Linked DNA regions of Homo sapiens: region 1 is linked to region 2. Evidence: read pairs that join two places in POLR2A ChIA-PET (ENCODE). Cell type or tissue: A673. All regions are shown on one strand. Links, peaks and the distances in the headings refer to the core of each region. The heading gives the core; the rest is flanking DNA. Region 1 overlaps FKBP5 (FKBP prolyl isomerase 5). Region 2 overlaps TBC1D22B (TBC1 domain family member 22B).

Region 1 (10,448 bases), core at 1-8,000, 1.7 Mb before region 2:
TGAAAAAGCAAGCATATCCCTGTCCTTTAGGTGACTTCACTGTGTTCCAAACTGGTATGCTGCTTACCTTGGTCCAAGATATAAAATACATTGTTCTTCCCGCTGCATTTTCTCCAGAGCTTTGTCAATTCCAATTGGAATGTCGTGGTCTTCTCCTTCGCCCACAGTGAATGCCACATCTCTGCAGTCAAACATCCTTCCACCACAGCGGCCTTCCAGGTGGACTGAGGGCAAGGAGACAGGAGAGTCAACAGAGCTGCTTCTTAGGACTGGCTAATTCAGTGAAGTGATAAATGAGTGGTCGACAATGTAGCAAATACCATTTCCCCTTTCTCATTTCATCAAGAGACACACACAGTGTGTCTTGGTGAAGCTTAGTCTACCCAGTCTGAAAGTTTAGGAGCAACCATATTTCTAAATTAAACTTGTAATTACTGATATTTGTATCAATAAGACAGTTTAGTGGGTAACAAACCAGAAACACAGGTTTATTCTAAGCCTACTATGTGACAGAAGTTTCCTCACCTATAATACAAAGTCAAGAGATGCTGAATTATTTAATAAAGTTATCAAATGCCACAAATTTAATATCAAATATATAAACATCTGTAACTGCATCTTGGCTTCAGATGCTTGGGCCAAAAAGCCAACTAAATGGCTATTTCTCCAATGATATACAAAGATTAAATGAATACAGATGCTCCTTCTTCTTTAAGAGTCCTAATCTCATTCACAAATATATCTGAATAAAAATGGTAAATCCAAAGACAACAACATCAATAACTATCTTAGCTATATCCCTTACTGGAAATAATAAATGTAAAGTGTGAAAGAATCAATAGTCTACTATAACTTCACAAATCAAATTACTTAATAACCTCCCCTGAAATATTAGGAGGTCAATTTTGGGAGGCCTAATTCCCCGTTCCACCCCAATTTACCAAGCTCTTTCCCAGAGTAATTTCATATTAAAATAAGAGGCTTTTTCTCATATTTTAAGACAAAATAGAAAAAATGCATACAGATATCTATTTTTTCTTGATGAGTTAGACTTTTTTGAGACGCAGTCTTGCTCTGTCTCACCCAGGCTGGAGTGCAGTGGCGTGATATCTGCTCACTGCAGCCTCCACTTCCTGGGTTCAAACAATTCTCCTGTCTCAGCCTCCGAAGTAGCTGGGATTACAGGTGTGTGCCACCACACCCAGCTAATTTTGTTATTTTTAGTAGAGACAGGGTTTCACCATGTTGCCCAGGCTGGTCTCGAACTCCTGACCTCAGGTGATCCACCCGCCTCAGCCTCCCAAAGCGCTGGGATTACAGGTATGCGCCACCAGGTCTGGCCTAGACTCTTTATTTCTAGGAAAAACAATTCTCTGAAACTTTACAACTACTTTTAATATTAAGGGTATTCTATTTTAAGTTTTTGATGTAATAAGAAAAATGGATGGCTGGTATGACAGCATAACAGTCACCAAGCAATATGATAATTTGGATTTCATAAGAAAATCCTGACTGGGCGCGGTGCTCACGCCTGTAATCCCACACTTTGGGAGGCCGAGGCGGGTGGATCACCTGAGGTCAGGAGTTTGAGACTAGCCTGGCCAACATGGCAAAACCCCATCTTTACTAAAAATACAAAAAATAGCCAGGTGTGGTGGCACGTGCCTGTAATCCCAGCTACTTGGGCTGAGGCACAAGAATCACTTGAGCCTGGGAGGCGGAGGTTGCAGTGAACTGAGATTGCGCTACTGCACTCCAGCCTCCAGCCTGGGCAACAGAGGGAGACTCCATCTCAAAATAAATAAAAAAATAAATAAATAAAAATAAAAAAGAAAGAAAATCCTTTATTCCTACTTCTGTAACATAATAGCCTATATTCAAATCTAGAGATTTCCTAAAATGCTTCTTTTCTAACACTGGCTGATCTACTTTACTTTAGATCAACAACTTGTAGAGAGACTAAAAATCACTCGTTCTGTTATACTCATTCCATGCCCAATAAAACAACTATTACCTTCCAAATAAAAATTCAAATCTAACTTATTCTACTTTTGAACTACATGATCTCAATGAAGCTCTAAAATTCTATGATTCTATGACCTGGTAATATCACTCTCAATATCAATATAGTCCAGAAACCAGCTTCAAATCTAATTCCTGCAGTTAATAATTTAATTGAATTACCCCTAGCCCAGGCCTGAGAAATGAGAAAAACTGAAGAATGAACAGAAATGGTGTAGACACTAGGGGCCGAAATGTCCCCTGGACATTTATGCTCTAAAGCGTTCTACCCTTTTCTTCTCTTTTTTCGATTTGCTAAATCTTCTCTGTATTGTTCCAATTTTAGTATATGTGCTGCCGAAGTGAGTACTCACTACTCTTTTTTAACTCACCAGTATTAATACCATCTTGATGTGTTCCCCTTGCAGACACAGAATGGGGTCTAAGAAACTTGGGCCAAACTAGAAAGGGCCTAACTCTTGAGTCAGCTCCTCCAAACAAGGGCTAGAGTTGGAGTGGCTTGGTAGAGCTCGCATATGGCATTTTAGTTTATGTCCCACACTCATAAATGCTGATAATTCCTTCTGTTAGACTTACTTTTAGAATGCTCTAGATAAAATTAACTTGTAGCAAATTGAAAGTTCATTCTGAATTGGAAAACATTTAAAAAATAAATTCAAATTTAAACTTTTTCAAATACAGTCACGCTTCACTTAAGGATGGGGATACATTCTGAGAGATGTGTCATCAGGTATTCTCATCACTGTGGGAACATCTTAGAATGTTCTTACACAAATCTAGATGGAACAGCCTACTATAACCTCGGCTAAGTGGTATAGCATATTGCTCCTAGGCTATAAATCTGTATAGCATGTTATTGTACTGAATATTGTAGGCAACTGTAACACAATGGTAAGTACTTGTGTATCTAAACATTGAGAAGGTAAAGATATGGAATTATAATCTCACGGGACCACTGTCCTATGTGCAATCTGCTGTTAAACAAAATGTTATGCAGCATATGACTGTACATGCATACTAGAGAGGTTCTACAGGGAGTCTGAGGCTTAAGATATTTTTACTGAATTCGCTGAGGGTGGTGACGCACACCTATAAGTCCCAGCTACTCGAGAGGCTGAGGTGGGAGGATTGCTTGAACCTAGGAGTTCCAGGCTGCAGTGAGTTGTTATTGCGGCACTGTAATCTAGCCTGGGTGACAGAGTGAGACCGTCTCAAAAAAAAAAAGATATTTTTACTGGAGTAAAAATTGATATTTCTAAGGAGGTTAAGAGTTCTAAAAAGTTTGCATTTCTAAATATTTAAAACTCTGCCCAAGAAATTTAGACTAATAACACTTTTCATAAAAAAAAAAAAGATTTGCTGAGCAAAGTAAATTTCTCATGTATTGTGGAATGTCTCAAGTATAGAGATTTATTGTCCTAGTAGCTCACAACTTAGTTAACAGATTTTTTTTGTCTGAAGTTTATTGTTGGAAGTATCATCTTCCTCCCTTAAGGAGAGTACATTTAGTGGGGGAGGAAATTATCAGTACATTTGTTGTGGCTTTTGGTTGATCAAGTTTGAATGTTTTCAAAACAGGAAATCCAGAGACTCTGCAAGGATTCCTGCCTGTGCGTTAGTTTCCTAGGCTGTTTTTCAGCTTGATGTATGTACTTGATATTAAAATTAAATGAGTAATTTCAGAAGTTCTCTTTAGATGTGATAACCCATCATTAGTGAGGGAAAAAGATTGGCTACTAATAAACATGTTGGGAAAGATAAATGAAGTAACCATGCCAAAAAAAAGTCAAACTGTAACAAAGGCATAATTAAGAAAGCAAAACATTCATTGTAGCTAGTCTTCTCAGAGAGACAATAAATGACAGAACTAGTGTCTGATGCTGTAATAGGACAGTAAACATTTGTGATAGCTCTTATAAATATTTTCTACTTTACATGTGGACTAATCTTTTTTTTCCTGGTAAATCTAACCCTTCACAATTGGACCCTGCAGTACTATAAAATCTTAAACGGATATACATCCAGACATATACACCCCAGTTTATATAAAAAACCAAAACCATCGCCTTGTAATACTGACAACATTCGGAATGTCAGAGTAAAAGGAGGTATCACAGCCTCATGGTGAATACAGCCCATTGATTCTCTACATCTACAAGTAGCAAAGGGCATTGCTGGGTTAACTGGTTTCTAAACTTGGAACACTGATGTGAAAAGTTCTACGAGACTGCTGACAAGAACTCACACACCACTTGGAGCCACGGAAAGACTGCTGATTGCCACAGTAGGGGCCCTGATTGCAGTAACAGATGCAGATGAGCCTAGCTCCTATAGCTCCACTTATTCTTTTTAATGTTATCTTAAAAATTCCTACCAAAACAAAACAGAACAAAAACCATGGCAGCTCTGGCTGTGGAAGCCCTGTGGTTGCTTTTTGACCTGGCATCTTTTAGTGCAAATACTAACTTAATAAATATTTAATAATAACCATCGTGACTCACTGGGAGTGCAGCCTGTAGGGCTCAGGAGGTCTGTTGCTAATCCCAACCAGCATGATTTACGGGAAGTAAATCATCTATGACATGCCCAAAGAGAATAAAAGTACATACAGGATGCTTCTACTTAGGGCTTTTTTGGTAGAGAAAGAAATAAACAAGTTAAAAAGAGACAACATTTTTTTCTTGACTTAAAGACTATGTAACTTAAAGGGGGAGGGAGGTCCTCCAAATCCCCACAAAGTCAAACCAAACCAAATTACCCAAGCTTAGCTGCGCAATCGGAGTGTAACCACATCAAGCGAGCTGCAAAACATCACTTAAACTGGAGCTCTGACTTATTGTTCTCTTACTGCCCTAGAGCAATTTTGTTTTGAAGAGCACAGAACACCCTGTTCTGAATGTGGCTGGCACATGAACTCGATGTGCTGACAGCAATTTGTACTCCGATTAAAATAGGGGGGAAAAAAGGAAAGAGAGTGCACAGCAGTAACAAAAATGAAATGCAAGAACCCCTAAACCATGCAATTTGTATTTTAGGAAGCAAAACTGAGAAAGAGGCTCCATAACTTAAAAAACAAAAAACAAAAAGCTGTAAATGCTCCAGCCTAAAGACATTAGCTCTGGTAAGTGTCTATTTTTCCCTTTTCTAATTATAGTAGTTGGTGTCTGATAGCTTTGCACTCATTCTCAAAACAATTACTGGGTCATGAGGATCTGAATGGGAATGTTGTAATGGCATTACTACTCGACAAGACTGGTTATCTGGCCAGAGAAAACCAGGTTGTGACAGGTTACTCCCACTGAGCAAGAGTTTTCTCTGTTGCCTAATTCATGCCAAGTGAGCTTCTTTCTGCCTGTGTCTCCTGCCTAATAGAGCACAGTATCCAAGAGAGTAGGATCTTAATAACCCCCTGAAAAAGCAAGCAGAGATGGCTTTCTAAAAGCAGGAGAACAAGAGAAATACTTCCAACACGCATGGTGGTCAGATTTCCCCTAAGCTGTCCGCCTTCCTCCTCTGCACTGTTTTGTACTACTTAGGATGAACACACACCACTGTAAGATTGCTTACAGAACTGACGGACAGATGCTAACAGGCGTGGAACCTGGCTCCTGGAACTGAATAACATTTATGCAAATGATTTCTTTTGGTTGATCAAGTTTGAATGTTTTCAAAACAGGAAATCTAAACAAGAAGTATACACCCAGCAACAAATTCTCCATGAACACCAACCCTTACCAGTCTTCCCTTCACACCACTATAGCACTTGAGTTAGACCTGGATTCCAGTCCCATTCTGCCACTTCAATTATGACTTTGGGCAAGGTAATTAAAGTGATCTGAAGCTCAGTTTCTTCACTGATAGAATGTGGATAATACACTAGCTAAATGATAATTGTTGAGAGGATTAAATTAGATACTGAATTAGAGCTTTTAATCTAGCACCTGATATTCATTCATTCATTCATTCATATGTCAGGGTGTCTATCATGTGAAAATGCTGTTGTTAAGTGTGGATATACAGAGACAAACTAAAGGAATGTTAGCTATAATTATTTTCCTGTGCCTAGTGGTAAATTATACCAGATTAAACATGTTTTAGAGCTCTGTGTAAGAAAACATTTACTGGTTCAACACAGAAAGCTGTCAAAGTATGAATAAAATTCTTAGTAGGCAAAGGCAGTATCTTGTACTTCTTTTGTGCCTCACAGTACCCAGCACAGAGTTCAGGGCCAGCAAGTAAATATTTATTTAATGACTAATCTTAAAATAGGGCATTAAGGACAGGGTGGTAATTTTCACTAATTTATACAAATTTTCCTTTTTGAATCTATTAGTATTCCTATTTTAATAAATTCTAGGAAGCTATACAAATTTTATATTGATATGGAAACTTTGTTTTTTAATACTATTCTAAAATAAATGGCCAATTGGCTGGAATTTTTTTTTTTTTTGTAACAACAACAACAGCAGCAGCAGCAACAAAAGACTGTTTTCTTTCTTTTTTTGAGACAGAGTCTCGTTCTGTTGCCCAGGCTGGAGTGTAGTGGCGTGATCTTGCCTCACTACAACCTTCACTTACTGCAACCATCTGCCTCCCGAGTTCAAGGACTTCTTGTGCCTCAGACTCCCAAGTAGCTGGGACTACAGGCCCGCACCACCATGCCCAGCTAATTTTTGTGTTTTTAGTAGAGATGGGGTTTCGCCATGTTGGCCAGGCTGGTCTTGAACTCCCGACCTCAAGTGATCCTCCAGCCTTGGCCTCCCAGAGTGCTGGGATTACAGGTGTGAGCCACCGTGCCCGGCCTCTTTATTGTTTTTGTTTTGAGTTGGGGGTCTCACTTTGTTGCCCAGCCTGGAGTGCAGTGGTGTGATCATGGCTCACTGCAGCCTCACACTCCTGGACTCAAGCTACTCTCCTTCCTCAGCCTCCCTAGTAGCTGGGACTACAGGCACACACCACCACGCCTGGCTATTTTGTTGTTGTTGTTGTTAAGAATGGGGTCTCACCATGTTGCCAGGCTGGTCTTGTACTCCTGGCCTCAAGCAACCCTCCCACCTTGGCTTCCCGAAGTGTTGGGATTACAAGCGTGAGCCACCATGGCTGGCCAGAAAGACTTATTTTCTACTATGATTTTATTCTACCTGAAGACTTGAAGATAACTTTTTGGAAGAAAGAAATTATATAAATCCAAAATATTTGAAAGAATAAACACTGGCCACTTTAGACCAAGTACCATATTACATTATTTTGTGAAAACATATAATAAAATGGTTTCAAGAATTTGCTCCTATTCCTAGACTTATATCCCAGGACATTCATAAATACTTCAAAAGCATATGAAAAACAAAAATGTAAAGTCTCACAGCTCCATCAGATCTCAATATGGGCAGACGTAATCTTTCCTCTATTTTCAATTTTTGGTACCTTTTTGATTTTAGTGTTTCATTTATAAAGAACACATAGCTAGATACTGTTGTTGTTCTCACTTTATGAGACCTTTTGCCTTTAATAGGTGACTTTATCCCATTCATATTTTTTGTAATCACTGATATGAGTGGTTTTATTCTTGTCTTTGGTTTTCTACACAGTGTTTTCTTTTTTTTTTTGAGATGGAGTCTCGCTCTGTTGCCCAGGCTGGAGTGCAGTGGTGTGATCTCGGCTCACTACAACCTCCACCTCCCGGGTTCACGCCATTCTCCTGCCTCCCAAGTAGCTGGGACTACAGGCGCCCGCCACCATGCCCAGCTAATTTTTTGTATTTTTAGTAGAGATGGGGTTTCACCATGTTAGCCAGGATGGTCTCGATTCCTGACCTCGTGATCCACGTGCCTCGGCCTCCCAAAGTGCTGGGATTACAGGCGTGAGCCACCGTGCCCGGCCCGTGTTTTCTTATTTTTTAAAACAATTTTTGCTCAATTGATGAAGTTTTCCTTGTTCCTCTATTTCCCCACTCCACATGGGGTGATTTGGAAATTCTACATGCTATTCTTACTAGTACTTTCCATTAAAGTCTGAACAAATCATTTAAAGATATATATATATACCTCTTTATCAATGTTCAGAATCAATCAGCATAAAGCATTCAATAAAATCCAACATCCCTTCATTATAAAAAACCCTCAATAAACTAAGCATCAAAGGAACATACTTCAAAATAATAAGAGCCACCTATGACAATATCTTTTTTTTTTTTTTTTTTTTTTTTTTTTTTGAGACAAGGTCTTATTCCATTGCCCAGGCTGGAGTGCAGTGGTGCAACCATAACTCACCGAAGCCTGTATCACCCAGGCTCAAGTGATCCTCCTGCATCAGCCTCCCAAGTAAGCTGGGACTACAGGTGCATGCCACTATGTGTGGCTAATTTTTTTTATTTTTAGTAGAGACAAGGTTTCACTATGCTGCCCAGGCTGGTCTTGAACTCCTAGGCTCATGCAATCCTCCTGCCTCGGCCTTCCAAAGTCTTGGGATTACAGGTGTGAACCACTGCACCCAGCCGTCAATATCATACTGAACGGGCAAAAGTTGGAAGCATTCCGCCTAAGAACTGGAAAAAAACAGGGTGTCCACTCTTAACAACTCCTATTCAGCATGGTACTGAGCCACAGCAATCAGTATGCGGCAAGTCCTAGCCTGAGCAATCAGGCAAGAGAAAGAAATAAAAGGCATCCAAATAGGAAACCAGACGTCTACCTCTCACCATATACAAAAACAAACTCAAGATGGATTAAAGGCTTAAATGTAAGGCCTGAAACTATATAAATCCTAGAAGAAAAGCTAGAAAATACTCTTCTGGACATTGCCTAGGCAAATAATTTATGATTAAGTCCCCAAAATCAAATGCAACAAAAAGAAAAACTGACAGTTGGGACCTAATTAAAGAGCTTCAGCACAGCAAAATAAGCTATCAACGAAGCAGATGGACAAACTACAGAATGGGAGAAAACATTTGCAAATTATGCATCTGACAAAGGACTAATATCCAGAAAAGAACTTAAACAAATCAACAAGAAAAAAGCAAATAGCCCCATTAAAAAGTAGGCAAAGGACACGAAGAAGCAGCCAACGAACATGAAAAAATGCCGAACATCACTAATCATCAGAGAAATGCAAATCAAAACCACAATGAGATACCATCTCACAACTGAGTCAGAATGACTATTAATAAAAAGTCAAGGCCGGGCGCTGTGACTCATGCCTTTAATCCCAGCACTTTGGGAGGCCGAGGCAGGCAGATCATGAGGTCAGGAGATCGAGACCATCCTGTCTAACACGGTGAAACCCCGTCTCCACTAAAAATATTTTAAAAAATTAGCCGGGCGTGGTGGTGGGCGCCTGTAGTCCCAGCTACTCGGGAGGCTGAGGCAGGAGAATGGCGTGAACCTGGGAGGCGGGAGTTGCAGTGAGCCAAGATCGCGCCACTGCACTCCAGCCTGGGCAACAGAATGAGACTCCGTCTCAAAAAAAAAAAAAAAAAAAAAAAAAAAAAAAAAAAAAGTCAAAAAAGAACAGATGTTGGCAAGGTTGTGGAGAAAAGGGAATGCTTAAACAGTGTTGATGAGAATGGAAATTAGTTCAGCTCCTGTGGAAAGCAGTTTTGGAAATTTCTCGAAGAACTAAAAATCAAAGTACCATTTGACCCAGCAATCCCATTACTGGGTATACAACCAAAGGAAAATAAATCGTTCTATCAGAAAGATAGCTGGCATTTACACTGACATGTTTACTGCAGCATTGTTTGTGTGTTTGTTTGTTTTTTGAGACAGAGTCTCACTCTGTTGCCCAGGCTGGACTGCAGTGGCAGAATCTCAGCTGACTACAACCTCCACCTCCCAGGTTCAAGCAATTCTGCCTCAGCCTCCCAAGTAGCTGGGACTACAGGCGCCCACCACCACACCCAGCTAATTTTTGTATTTTTAGTAGAGGCAGGGTTTCACCATGTTGGCCAGGCTGGTCTTGAACTCCTGACCTCAAATGATCCACCCACCTCAGCCTCCCAAAGTGCTAGGATTACAGGCATGTGCCACCACGCCCAGCCTGTTTTGTTTTGAGACAGGGTCTCGCTTTGTTGCCCAGGTTAGACTGCAGTGGTATAAATGTGACTCAAATGATCCTCCCACTACAGCCTCCTGAGTAGCCGGCACTACAGGCATGCACCACCATGCTTGGCCTTTTTTTTTTTTCTGTAGAAATGGGGTCTTACTATGTTGCCCAGTTTGGTCTTAAACTCCTGGGCTCAAGTGACCATCCCACCTTGGCCTCCCAAAGTGCTGGGATTACAGGCATGAGCCACACACAGCACTTACTCTTAAGCACAGTTATATTCTTAATAGCAAAGACACGGAGTCAACCTAGGTGTCCATCAATGGTGGATTGGATAAAAATGTGGGCTTCCTTCTGCCACGGCCACCATTGGAGAGCAGCGGCCA
Region 2 (11,177 bases), core at 1,113-9,112:
TTTGGAAGATTTATCTTTTTATTTTAGTGATTGTGTTTATAAGTGTAACTTTATACCATATTTCTTCAGACAGTACCTGTTGGCTCCCTACCATGAGTAATGATGAAATTAGTAAGTATATTTCCTCACCCCTCTCTTCCCACCTGCTTCTAGTTGATTATATTATTTTTCTTGGTTTTATTTTCTGTCGTAAAACATCCATATTCGTCTATTAACATTTGCAAATCTACATTAGGATTTAATGTTAAACAGGTAGTGACATAGATTTGCAAATTGAGCTATCTGCTTTAAATATCTTCTGAGCCCTGTCAGTAAAAGATGAAGAAGTCAATGCACTTCATTTGTCCATTTTTTCCTCCTTTTAACATTTGCCAATTATATTACTTTGATGTTCTCTTTGCCTCAAATGTAAGACCTAGTCATAAGGTTGGATCTGTTCAGGGCTCTCCACCAATCCTTTTGCCATGGTTTCTCCATCTCATGATTAGTTGAAGTTTGTTCTCTCACAGCTTCTTCAGACAGGTGTTAAGGAACACATTTTCCCTGAGTTCTTACATGTTGAAAAGTAGTTTTTTTTCACTTTTATACTTAAACAATAGTTTGGCTTGATATATACTTATTCTTGAATCATTTATTCTCATTTTCTTTCTTCTCTCCCTTCTCTTTCCCTTTTCTTTCCAACAGGGTCCAGGCTGGAGTGCAGTGGTGTGCTCACTGCAGCCTGGACCCTCCTGGGGTCAAGCGATCCCCCCGTCTCAGCCTCCCAAGTAGCTGAGGCTACAGACGTGCAGCACCATGCCCAACTAATTTTTTATTTTCTTGTAGAAACAGAGTCTCACTTTGTTGCCCAGGCTGGTTTCGAACTCCTAGGCTCAAGCAGTCATTTTGCCGTGGCCTCCCAAAGTGCTAGGATTACAGTTGTGAGCCATCCCATCAGCTCATTTTCTTTTAATTGTGATACATGACCGAAAAGCACATGAAGCACAAATGTGTGGTATGATGGCTTAATGAATAATCACAAAGTGAACACCCCAGAAACTTCTGTGTCTATTTGCTGTTTTCTCCTTTCTTTCCTCCAGAGAGAACTATATCCTTTTATGTCATTTACTCCTTTCTTTCTTTATAATATTACTCTGCATGCATTCCTAAACAGTAGAAACTACTTTTGTCAGTTTTTGAAGTCTATATAAGTCGAATCATAACAGTATTTATTCTTATGCTTTACTTATTTGTTCAACATGACATTTGTAAGATCCATCCACATTGTTACTTGAAGCCCTACTTCACATATATTGTCATTGGTGTATAATGTTCTGCTATATAAACATATTGCAATTGATTTCTCTTGTCACTATTGATGGACATTTGGGTTATTTCTAGTTTGGGGCTAAGACGAGCCATGGTGCTTTGAATAGTCTTATATATATCTCCTAATACATATATGTATATATTTATCTTAATATGCATATTTGGGAGTGAAAATACTGGGTCTTAGGGTATGCATATTTCATTCTTCCTAGATATGGCTAAATTATTTTACTTTATACCCCTCCTGCAGTGTGTGAGTTCCTTAGGTCACCCTTCACTGTCTTTTAGCCCAGTGAGCCTTTCAATTAGGCAATATTCCCACTTTAGATGAGAAAACAGGTTCAAAGGAGTCAAAAAGCTTGCTGGAAGTTCATGGTGGTACTGAGTGCCAGAACTGGCATTTGAACTCTGCTCTCTCCAGCTCTAAAGCCCGTTACCTTTCCATCCTGCCTTCTTTACACATAGGACATCCTGACAGGTGTGTAAGGCACTGAAACTTCACCAGGGAAAATGAACATTATCAAATATATTTTTTTAACGGGTAGATTGCTCTCTTTGGGGGATGGCTTGAGTACAGTTATTAGAGATAACCTATTTATCAAAGTCTCATCCAATTTTGTGATGCAGATGGCACTTAGCCAACATATTTAGTTTCCTAACTAAACTAACTATTTCTTCCTTTTGTTTTTGCTTTTAGCATTCAGCCTGTATATGGAGCACAGCATCCTCCTCTTGACCCACGGCTCACCAAAAAGTAAGTCAAGACATTTTCGTTTTATCTATCTACTGCTGTCACCCCTATACCCTCCCCTATTTTGTTGAAATGACAGTTTCCACCTTGACATTTTTTAGCGTCTCTTCTGCCCTATTTTGGACCAGGAGATGAGCAATGTTCTTACTTCCAAATGGTCCATTGCTAAATGGGAAATTAACTCCCATTAGAGATTTTGTGTTTTCCTATATTGGGAACTGGTATATGTAGGGTTTGGTATTGGATTCTTTGGTCAAAAGAGAATAGTCAAAAGGTCTTTATTGATTAAATGTTGTCCCTGAAACCAGAACATTGATGACCTCCAGATCTTTTAGCAGGAGATCTGGTTTCTGAGGCTCACTGCTTCTGAATATAGATAGGTCTGCCACCTTTTCCTCACTTTTACTATGAGAACTAGGGCAACAGAATATAACTGTAGGCTGGCATTCTTTAGTTCCTCTTTCCCTTTGACACACTCAAAGAGACCCAGGCATATGTACAGTAGAGTTAAAAGCTATTTAGGGCTGGGCATGGTGGCTCACGCCTGTAATCCCAGCACTTTGGGAGGCTGAGGCAGGTGGATTACTTGAGGTCAGGAGTTCGAGACCAGCCTGGCCAATATGGTGAAACCCTGTCTCTGCTAAAAATACAAAAATTGGCTGGGTTGGTGGCAGGCAGCTGTAATCCCAGCTACTTGGGAGGCTGAGGCATGAGAATCGCTTGAACCCAGGAGGCAGAGGTTGCAGTGAGCCGAGATCATGCCATTGCACTCCAGCCTGGGCAACAAAGCGAGATGCCGTCTCAAAAAAATAAAAATAAAAATAAATAAATAAAAGCTATTTAGGAGGCTATTTCTCTAGTAGAACTCTAATAAATTATTTTCAAGCACAACAGAGACTCTAGTTAAATCCAAGATGTGTGGCTCTGTATCCATACCCCCAATTATCCCTTTATCCCATCTTTCTCTCATGGACCATCACTGAGCCACAGTGAATTTAAATGAGGGGATAGGTCACCTTCAGAGATTTTCTAAGAACTTTGGCCTCTATTTGGGGGCATGCTTAATTTTAGAGACTAGTTTCTGGCAAAGTTGTTGTTTGTAATGAAAGCTGAATGGTTAGGGAGATGCAGACCTAGGTTCTCATCTTCCTGGGGCCTGTGTATTAGTAGCTGCCCTTTCTTCCTTCACAGTCAATAGGGAAGTAAAGATAATGTACAATTATGGTTCCAACTACATGACATTCTGGAAAAGGCAAAACATGGAGACAGTGAGAAGATCAGTTGCCAAGGGGTGGGGTTGAGGGGAGATACGAATAGGTAGAGTACTGAGGATTTTTAGGGCAGTGCAGCTACTCTGTGTGATACTATAAAAATGGTGGATACTGCCAGGCGCAGTGGCTCATGCCTGTAATCCCAGCACTTTGGGAGGCGGAGGTGGGCGGATCACTTGAGGTCAGGAGTTTGAGACCAGCCTGGCCAACATGGTGAAACCCCATCTCTACTAAAAATAAAAAAATTAGCCGGGCCTGGTGGCAGGCGCCTGTAATTTCAGCTACTCCGGAGGCTGAGGCAGGAGAATTGCTTGACCCTGGGAGCCAGGGGTTGCAGTGGGCTGAAATCAAGCCACTGCACTCCACCCTGGGCAACAGAGCAAGACTCTGTCTCAAAAAACAAAGCAAAACAAAACAAAACAAAAAACGGTGGATACGTGTCATTATGCATTTGTTCAAACCCACAGAATGTACAAGAGTGAACCCTAACTCAAACTACTGACTTTGAGTGATTATAATGTATTAGTGTAGGTTCATCACTTGTAACAAATGTACCACTGTGGTGGCGGATGTTCATAATGGAGAGGCTGTGCCTGTGTGGGAGAGGGGAGTGTATAGGAAATCTCTGTACCTTCCTCTGGATTTTGCTGTGAACCTAAAACTATTCTAAATATATAAATAAAGTGGTTTTTTAAAAAAGAGAAGAAAAAAAGGATAATATACGTTAAAGTATTTTGAATACCTAGAAGAATGCTATATCAAATATGCATTATCAGTATTTAAACATTTAAAAAATAACTTAGCTGAATATGTAGTGCACTTTCTATAATTCTACCAACTTGTTCTTTTTGCGATTTGGTGTGTGTATAAGGCACAGTCTTCTGAATTACTGAGGAAGCATGACTGCTGTTCTTGTCTGCAAGGTGCATGCTTTTTTTTTTTTTTTTTTTTAAATCAGAAACCACTATTGTATAGATTTCTTGAGAGCAGGGACTTTGTTTTGTTCATTACTGTACCCATAGCCTCTAGAACAGCATGTGGCACGTAGTAGGCAGTGAGTAAATATTTATTGAATGAAGGTATGAAACTGTCTCATTTACTTAAACAGCAGGCTTTTCTTTAATGTTCCTTGGTTTGCCCCTTTTGTTAGGTCTTCTTTTTTTTCTTTTGAGATAGGGTCGCTCTATTGAGGCTGGCATGCAGTGGTGTGATCTTGGCTCACTGCAGCCTCCGCCTCCTGGGCTCAAGCAAGCCTCCCATCTCAGCCTCCTTAGTAGCTGGGACTACAGGCGTGCACCACCACATCTGGCTAATTTTTGTACTTTTTGTAGAGACACGGTTTTGCCATGTTGCCCAGGCTGGTCTTGAACCCCTTGGCTGAAGTGATCTGCCTGCCTCGGCCTCCCAAAGTGCTAGGATTGCAGGCAAGAGCCACTATGTCCAGCCTTTTTTTTTTTTTTTTAAACAGAGTCTTGCGCTGCTGCTCAGGCTAGAGTGCACTGGCACGATCAGGGCTCACTGCAGCCTTGACCTCCTGGGCTGAAGCTGTCCTCCTGCCTCAGCTCCCGCATGCCTCACCCCCAACTTCACCCCACAGTGGCTGGGACTACAGGCATGGGCCACCATGCCTGGCTAATTTTTGTATTTTTAGTGTAGATGGGGTTTCACCATGTTGCCCATGCTTGTCTCAAACTCCCGGACTCAAGTGATCAGCCTGCCTTGGCCTCCCAACGTGCTGGGATTACAGAGGTGAGCCACCGCACCTGGCTGTTAGCTCTTAAGGGGAGCATGTTTTCTGTGATATCTGTGTGATCGTCCCATTAAATAGAATGAATTCTACTATTCTTTGGTTTTATCAAGAATCGACTTTCTGGTCTGTTGGCCAGTGAGGCAGGCATTACTGGTTACCTAACTGATAGTCTTCCCTGTGCCTGCTTCTTTCATGCTCAAGAACCGTAATTTTGTTCAGATATTGAGTAAGCAACAATGCACTTAGGGGAGGTATTAACATTGGCTTAAACCTTTCATGATAATTCTTTAGTAATCCCAGTGACTGGCATAGACTGGTCTCATCTCATTGGTTCTGGCCAATCAAAGAAAGTCTCCTGGGGGAGGGTTCTTGGAAAGATTTTCTTTTTTGATCAGAATGGGAGACAGTTCTGTGAAGAAAGCCTCTTTTTGCTGCCACTCACATTTCCTGCGTTTGAATGTGGTAGTGTGAGTGTGATTCTGAAAGCTATAGCAGCCGACTCGTAACCCCGAGGCAAAAAAAAAAAAAAAAAAAAAACGAGAATAGCAAAGACAACAGCCTAGACCTACATCGTGGTCTTGGGATTTAAGGATCATAGTTGAGAATTATGTTACATGTAACCACAACCATTCTGGTCACAACCAGGAGTTATTGACTGGTAATAGATCTGTTCTAGCACAACCTTTGACAAACACGTGGCTAACCTATAAAGCTGTTCATCCACTCATATAAGGCACTGAGTGTAGTGTCCATTTTATGTTTTGATCAAGATCACCATACCTTGTCTGCACCTATCATCAACTGAGCTTTTCCTAATTTTGTATTTAGGACAGATCTTCAGGAATATTTCCATATCCCAAACTGCCAAGGCAAACTTTATATACTATTGTTTTCTCACCTGTTGATGATATAAAATCATGAATATTTTCACTGATCTTTCAGCAGAGTTTCAGTCATGCTTTCAATAGGAGTAATTACTTAGCTTTACAGTTTGGGAGGAGTTTAGTTGTCACTGGATTAATTGGTTCCCTTTTTCATGTATGTGGTGGTTTGATGTTGATATTTTACAACATGGGGTCGCGTCTATGTCTGCACCAGACCATTTTACAATTTCAGATTGTTGCCATAAAACATTTATCACCTCTATTTTAGTACCTTTGTTAGGACATTTTTATGACTTTCTCTGCTACATGATTATAGTTCCACTTCAGCCCATCATTAATTACTGTGTAGTTAATACACATTGCAGCAGAAGCCTTTACATTGGGTCTTCAATCATCTAAACTGCACAAGCACAGTAAGTCGTTCCCTGTCCATGTGTATTGACTTTAATTTGCCAAATGATTACTATTAGTGATACTATTGCCTGCAGTAATTTTTATAGCTCAGATAAAGCTAGTCTCATTGCTGAGCAGCTGCATTGGCCACTTGATGGTATGACAAGCTTCTAAGTTTATTGTTTTTTGAATTGATGCTCAAGTATGCTAGGTCCTAATTCCAAGTTATAAAACTAGTTCACATGGAGCCACACTAGTTACTAAGATATCTGGATTTATTTGATTGTTACTAAATTTCTCCACTTCACATCACTTGTCAGTGTCAAACATTTTTCTAGAAAATTCTGTTAAGTAGAACATCCGTATTAGTAAGACAGTGTAGTATGATCAAATTACAGAATGCTTGATCTTTTGTACTCCTAACCAGTGTAACCTGTGGCCACTCTTTTTCAACATATCCTTAGGTGTTTGTGTTACTAAGGTACTCATCACCAAACACTTTACCAAGTCAAATGTGCCATTTATTAGGTTTTTGAAATTTTTAGTATTCCCTGCACTTCTTAAATCTCTTTTTCTTTGCCGCTTACCATTTCCATGACCTTGGGCACATTACTGAAACTTTCCAAGCCTTAGTTTCTTCATTCATAAAATAGAGATAGTAAGACTCATTTCACAGATTTGTGAGGATTGCATGAGGTATCTGCAAAGGTGCTTTCTAAACTATAATTTATCGTACAGTTGTAAGGAGGTATGGTGAAGGTGTTCGTCAGAGGCCAGTTTGGTTGTGACTTTGATAGAGTTGTGTTTAAATAATCTTGGTTAGGGTGGGGCATGGTGGCTCACGCCTGTAATCCCAACGCTTTGAGAGGCCAAGGTGGGCAGATCACCTGAGGTTAGGAGTTCAAGACCATCTTGGCCAACATTGGTGAAACCCTGTCTCTACTAAAAATACAAAAATTAGCTGGGCGTAGTGGCATGCGCCTGTAATCCCAGCTACTCAAGATGCTGAGGCAAGAGAATCGCTTGAACCCGGAGGCGGAGATTGCAGTGAGCCAAGATTGCACCACTGCACTTCAGCCTGGAAGACAGAGCGAGAATCCATCTTAATAATAATAATAATAAATAATCTTGGTTAGACTTCAAGCCACACTGTGGCATTCTTTTACATTGAGTTAAGTGTAAACTACCTGGGACTGTGTTTAAATGGAGTATATAAACCGAAGGCATCCCCAGCTGGAGTTACCTGGATTAACTTTTTGCTGCAACTACTGGGGTCAACAGAAAGGGGTGACATTTCTCTTACAAGGAGCCCATGCCTAGATGTGGCTTCTTTCCTGTCTACTCAGAATAGGCTATGTGTGTCAGACCTAAGTCTTTTCCTACAAGTTGAGATTTTTTTTTTTCCTACAGGGTGTGAGAGTTGGGCTTTTGGCTGTGTATAGTTGGGGAGAATTATAGCTGTGGTGGTATGTGGCTTGGTTTACTTGGCGACTTCTCTTCCTAGGCTGCAGATCCTTCTAGGCCCTGACCTTCTTCTTTTTAGCTGCTTTTTTCAAGGTAAAGTAAGTAGTTAGTAGCACATGCTGGCCCAGGAGTCAGGTAGACCTGGATTTGAGCCCAGACCTCACTGCCTGCTCATGATCTCAGTAGGCTTCAGTTCCCTCATCTGTAAATGGGACTAACAAAAATACCCACCTCATAGGATTATTAATGGGCATTAGATAAGAAAATGGGTATATATTAAAATTTAGCATAGGGTCTGGTGAGTATTCAATATTTATGAATATTATGAATATGTATGAATATGGCTAGTGAGTAGCCAATATTTATATGTATTTATTTGTGAATTTATGTATCTCCTCTGGAGAGAGCATAACTAGTAAACATGGAAAAGCTTCAAAGCCTTAAATTTACCCATCATTGTTTATTGCTCCTGGTCTGTGGATTCTCTGCCTTCTCTCAGTGGTAACCCAAAGTACCTTTCACTTCTTGCTTTGCTGTTTCATTCTTTTCTTTTTTTCTTTTTTTTTTTTTTTGGAGATGGAGTCTTGCTCTATCACCCAGGCTGGAGTGCAGTGGCACAATTATGGCTCACTGTAACCTCTGCCTTCCGGGTTCAAGTGATTCTCCTGCCTCAGCCTCCTGAGTAGCTGGGATTACAGGTGTGCACCACCACACCTGGCTAATTTTTGTATTTTTAGTAGAGATGAGGTTTCACTATGTTGGTCAGGCTGGTCTTGAACTCCTGACCTCAGGTGATCTGCCTGTCTCAGCCTCCCAAAGTTCTGGGATTACAGGCATGAGCTACCATGCCCAGCCTTCTCTTTCATTCTTGTGGGTGGTTCTCACCAACCTTGTTTTGTCCTCAGACTCTTCCCCTTTTCTAGGTGAAACCAACCCCTTCCTCCACGAAAGCCTCTTTCCTCAGGACAGAGCTGACTTTTAAATTGGTTGGTTGAATTTGGGGTTTTGTGGGCTAGGTATCCTTAAAATCATTTCTAGCAGCCTCAAAATGGTCTGCCTTGAATCTCATGTCTTTATGTCATGGGGAATGACAGCCTTTTCTCCCTTCTTTCTTCTTCATTGTGTTGGAAAGTGTCCTCCCAGTTTCTATTGGCAAGTCTTCATTTGAGTAAATTCCAATCTTAATCTACTTCAAATATATATTGAATCATTATCTGCTTCAAAAATATAATGAAAACTGGTCAGGCATGGTGGCTCATACTTGTAATCCCAGCACTTTGGGAGGCCGAGGAGGGCAGATCACCTGAGGTCAAGAATTTGAGACCAGCCTGATTAGCTGGGCATGGTGGTGCGTGCCTGTAGTCCCAGCTACTCAGGAGGCTGAGGCAAGAGAATCGCCTGAACCGAGGAGGTGGAGGTTGCAGTGAGCCTAGATCGCACCACTGCACTCCAGCCTGGGTGACAGAGCAAGGCTCCTTTTCAAAACAAACAAAAATATATATATATATAAAACGAAAACCTTCAAATGCATAAAAAGCGTATGAAGAAAAATACAACACACACCCTGGTACCCACCCCTCAGCTGGTTAACGGCCTTCATTTTTCTCAGAAGTCAGCACCTGTTAGAACCTGACAGGCAGCCTGGCCCGTCTCTCCCTGTAGTGTGTTCATCCGGTCCTGGTGTGCGTGTGTGTCACCCTGTGTTAGGCCACCAGCTTCAAGTCAGCTCTTTGACCTGAGTTAAAATTCAACTTCTTGATTTGATGATTGATTAAAGAATTCTCAGAACATCCAGTATTTATGCAATCTTAATGTACACGTGGCCTCTAAGGAGGAAAAACAGTAATAACCACATACTCCTGGGTGTTATATTAGATGACAGATCTTTCTTACACAGCTGCATGTTTGTTCTCGACAGCGAATCCCCTGAGGTGGTACTGCAGGTGGTAGATCAGGTCCCCTTTTACAAAGGAGAAGCAGCCATGGTGGATGAGTCCAGAACGTGCAGCCTCAGTTTTATTTTCTTTGATTTGGGTACTTGTCTCCTATAGTTCTTTTTTTTTTTTTTTTTGAGACGGAGTGTCACTCACACTGTCATCCAGGCTGGAGTCAGTGGTGTGATCTTGGCTCACTGCAACTTCCACCTCCCAGGTTTAAGCAATTCTCCTCCCTCAGCCTCCCGAGTAGCTGGGATTATAGGCATGCGCCACCATGCCTGGCTAATTTTTGTATTTTTTTAGTAGAGATGGGGTTTCACCATGTTGGCCAGGCTGATCTCAAACTCCTGACCTCAAGTGATCCATCTGCCTCCACCTCCCAAAGTGCTGGGATTACGGGCGTGAGCCACTGTGCCTGGCCACTCAAATAGTCTTGTTTTAAGAACAAATATTATCATTTCTATAAATAGAAAACAACATTTGTTATAAATAAGAAGAACTTCTGGGCGTGGTGGCTCATGCCTGTAATCCCAGCAATTTGGGAGGCTCAGGTGAGAGGATCACTTGAGGCCAGGAGTTTGAGACTAGCGAGAGCAACATAATGAGACCCTTATCTCTCAAAAAAAAAAAAGCTAGACATGGTGGTGTGCGCCTATAGTCCCAGCTACTCAGGAAGCTGAGGTGGAAGGATTGCTTGAGCCTAGGAGTTCAAGACTGCAGTAAGCCAAGATTTCTCTACTGCACTCCATCACTCCACCCTGGGTGACAGAGCAAGGCCCTGACTCTTAAAAGAAAAGAACCATATAAATACTCAGTGAAAAACCAAACAATCTTATTAAATCCAGAGGCAGATCTTGTTGCTAGCAAATATATTGATTCTGAGGCTGCCGTCACTTTGGCACCTAGTTAGAAAATGGTCTTAAAGACAGAGTAGCACCAAACTTCAACTTTCTTCTCAAGGCCAGCAGAAGAACTTTTAACAGAATAAAAAATGGAACAACTTTTTTATTTTGGGACTTAATGTTTAATGCTACATATGTGGACTACCTAAAATTATCTTGTTTTCTGCCAGTAGTTTATGTGCTGCTCTAAGTGATAGCAGATCAACTGTCAAATCTCTGTGGATTAACATAGTAAAGGTTTATTTCCTGCTCATGCTACATGTCTAAAATGGGGGTGGGGTAAGGGCAGAGGGCAGGCTCCTCGACATAGTTACTGCTGCTCCACATAGCCACTCAGTTACCTAGGCTGAAGGAGGTTCTACCATCTTGCCAGTGCATCATGATAGAAGAAAAGCTATGGATCAGGCATGGTGGCTCACACCTGTAACCCCAACGATTTGGGAGGCCGAGGTGGGAGGATCACTTGAACCCAGGAGTTCAAGACCAGCCTGGGCAACATAGTGAAACCTTGTGTCTA

Evidence for each region. ChIA-PET counts read pairs that join two places held together with the same protein. Peaks named below come from ENCODE experiments on the same cell type or tissue, not always from the same donor. Only the 100,000 strongest peaks of a DNase experiment are listed, where the experiment ranks them.
Region 1: POLR2A ChIA-PET joins it to region 2 with 10 read pairs; 2 of 35 experiments call an interaction of 5 or more read pairs at or near these places.

Annotation. Positions count from the first base shown.
Region 1 is chr6:35,597,181-35,607,628 of GRCh38, forward strand. It overlaps FKBP5 (FKBP prolyl isomerase 5), which reads right to left. Exons shown (of 11, transcript NM_004117.4): 6 at 68-224. It also overlaps the pseudogene RPL36P9. Among named protein-coding and RNA genes, the nearest start is that of LINC03135, 59 kb to the left of the region's middle. RefSeq lists an enhancer at 4,012-4,517 and a silencer at 5,192-5,486. In A673, for the core only: no CTCF peak of the experiment used is centred there; DNase peaks (open chromatin) are centred at 4,301, 4,691 and 4,801; H3K4me3 peaks cover 1,435 bases; H3K27ac peaks cover 1,437 bases.
Region 2 is chr6:37,267,589-37,278,765 of GRCh38, forward strand. TBC1D22B (TBC1 domain family member 22B) reads left to right here. Exons shown (of 13, transcript NM_017772.4): 2 at 2,006-2,062. Among named protein-coding and RNA genes, the nearest start is that of TMEM217B, 15 kb to the left of the region's middle. In A673, for the core only: no CTCF peak of the experiment used is centred there; no DNase peak of the experiment used is centred there.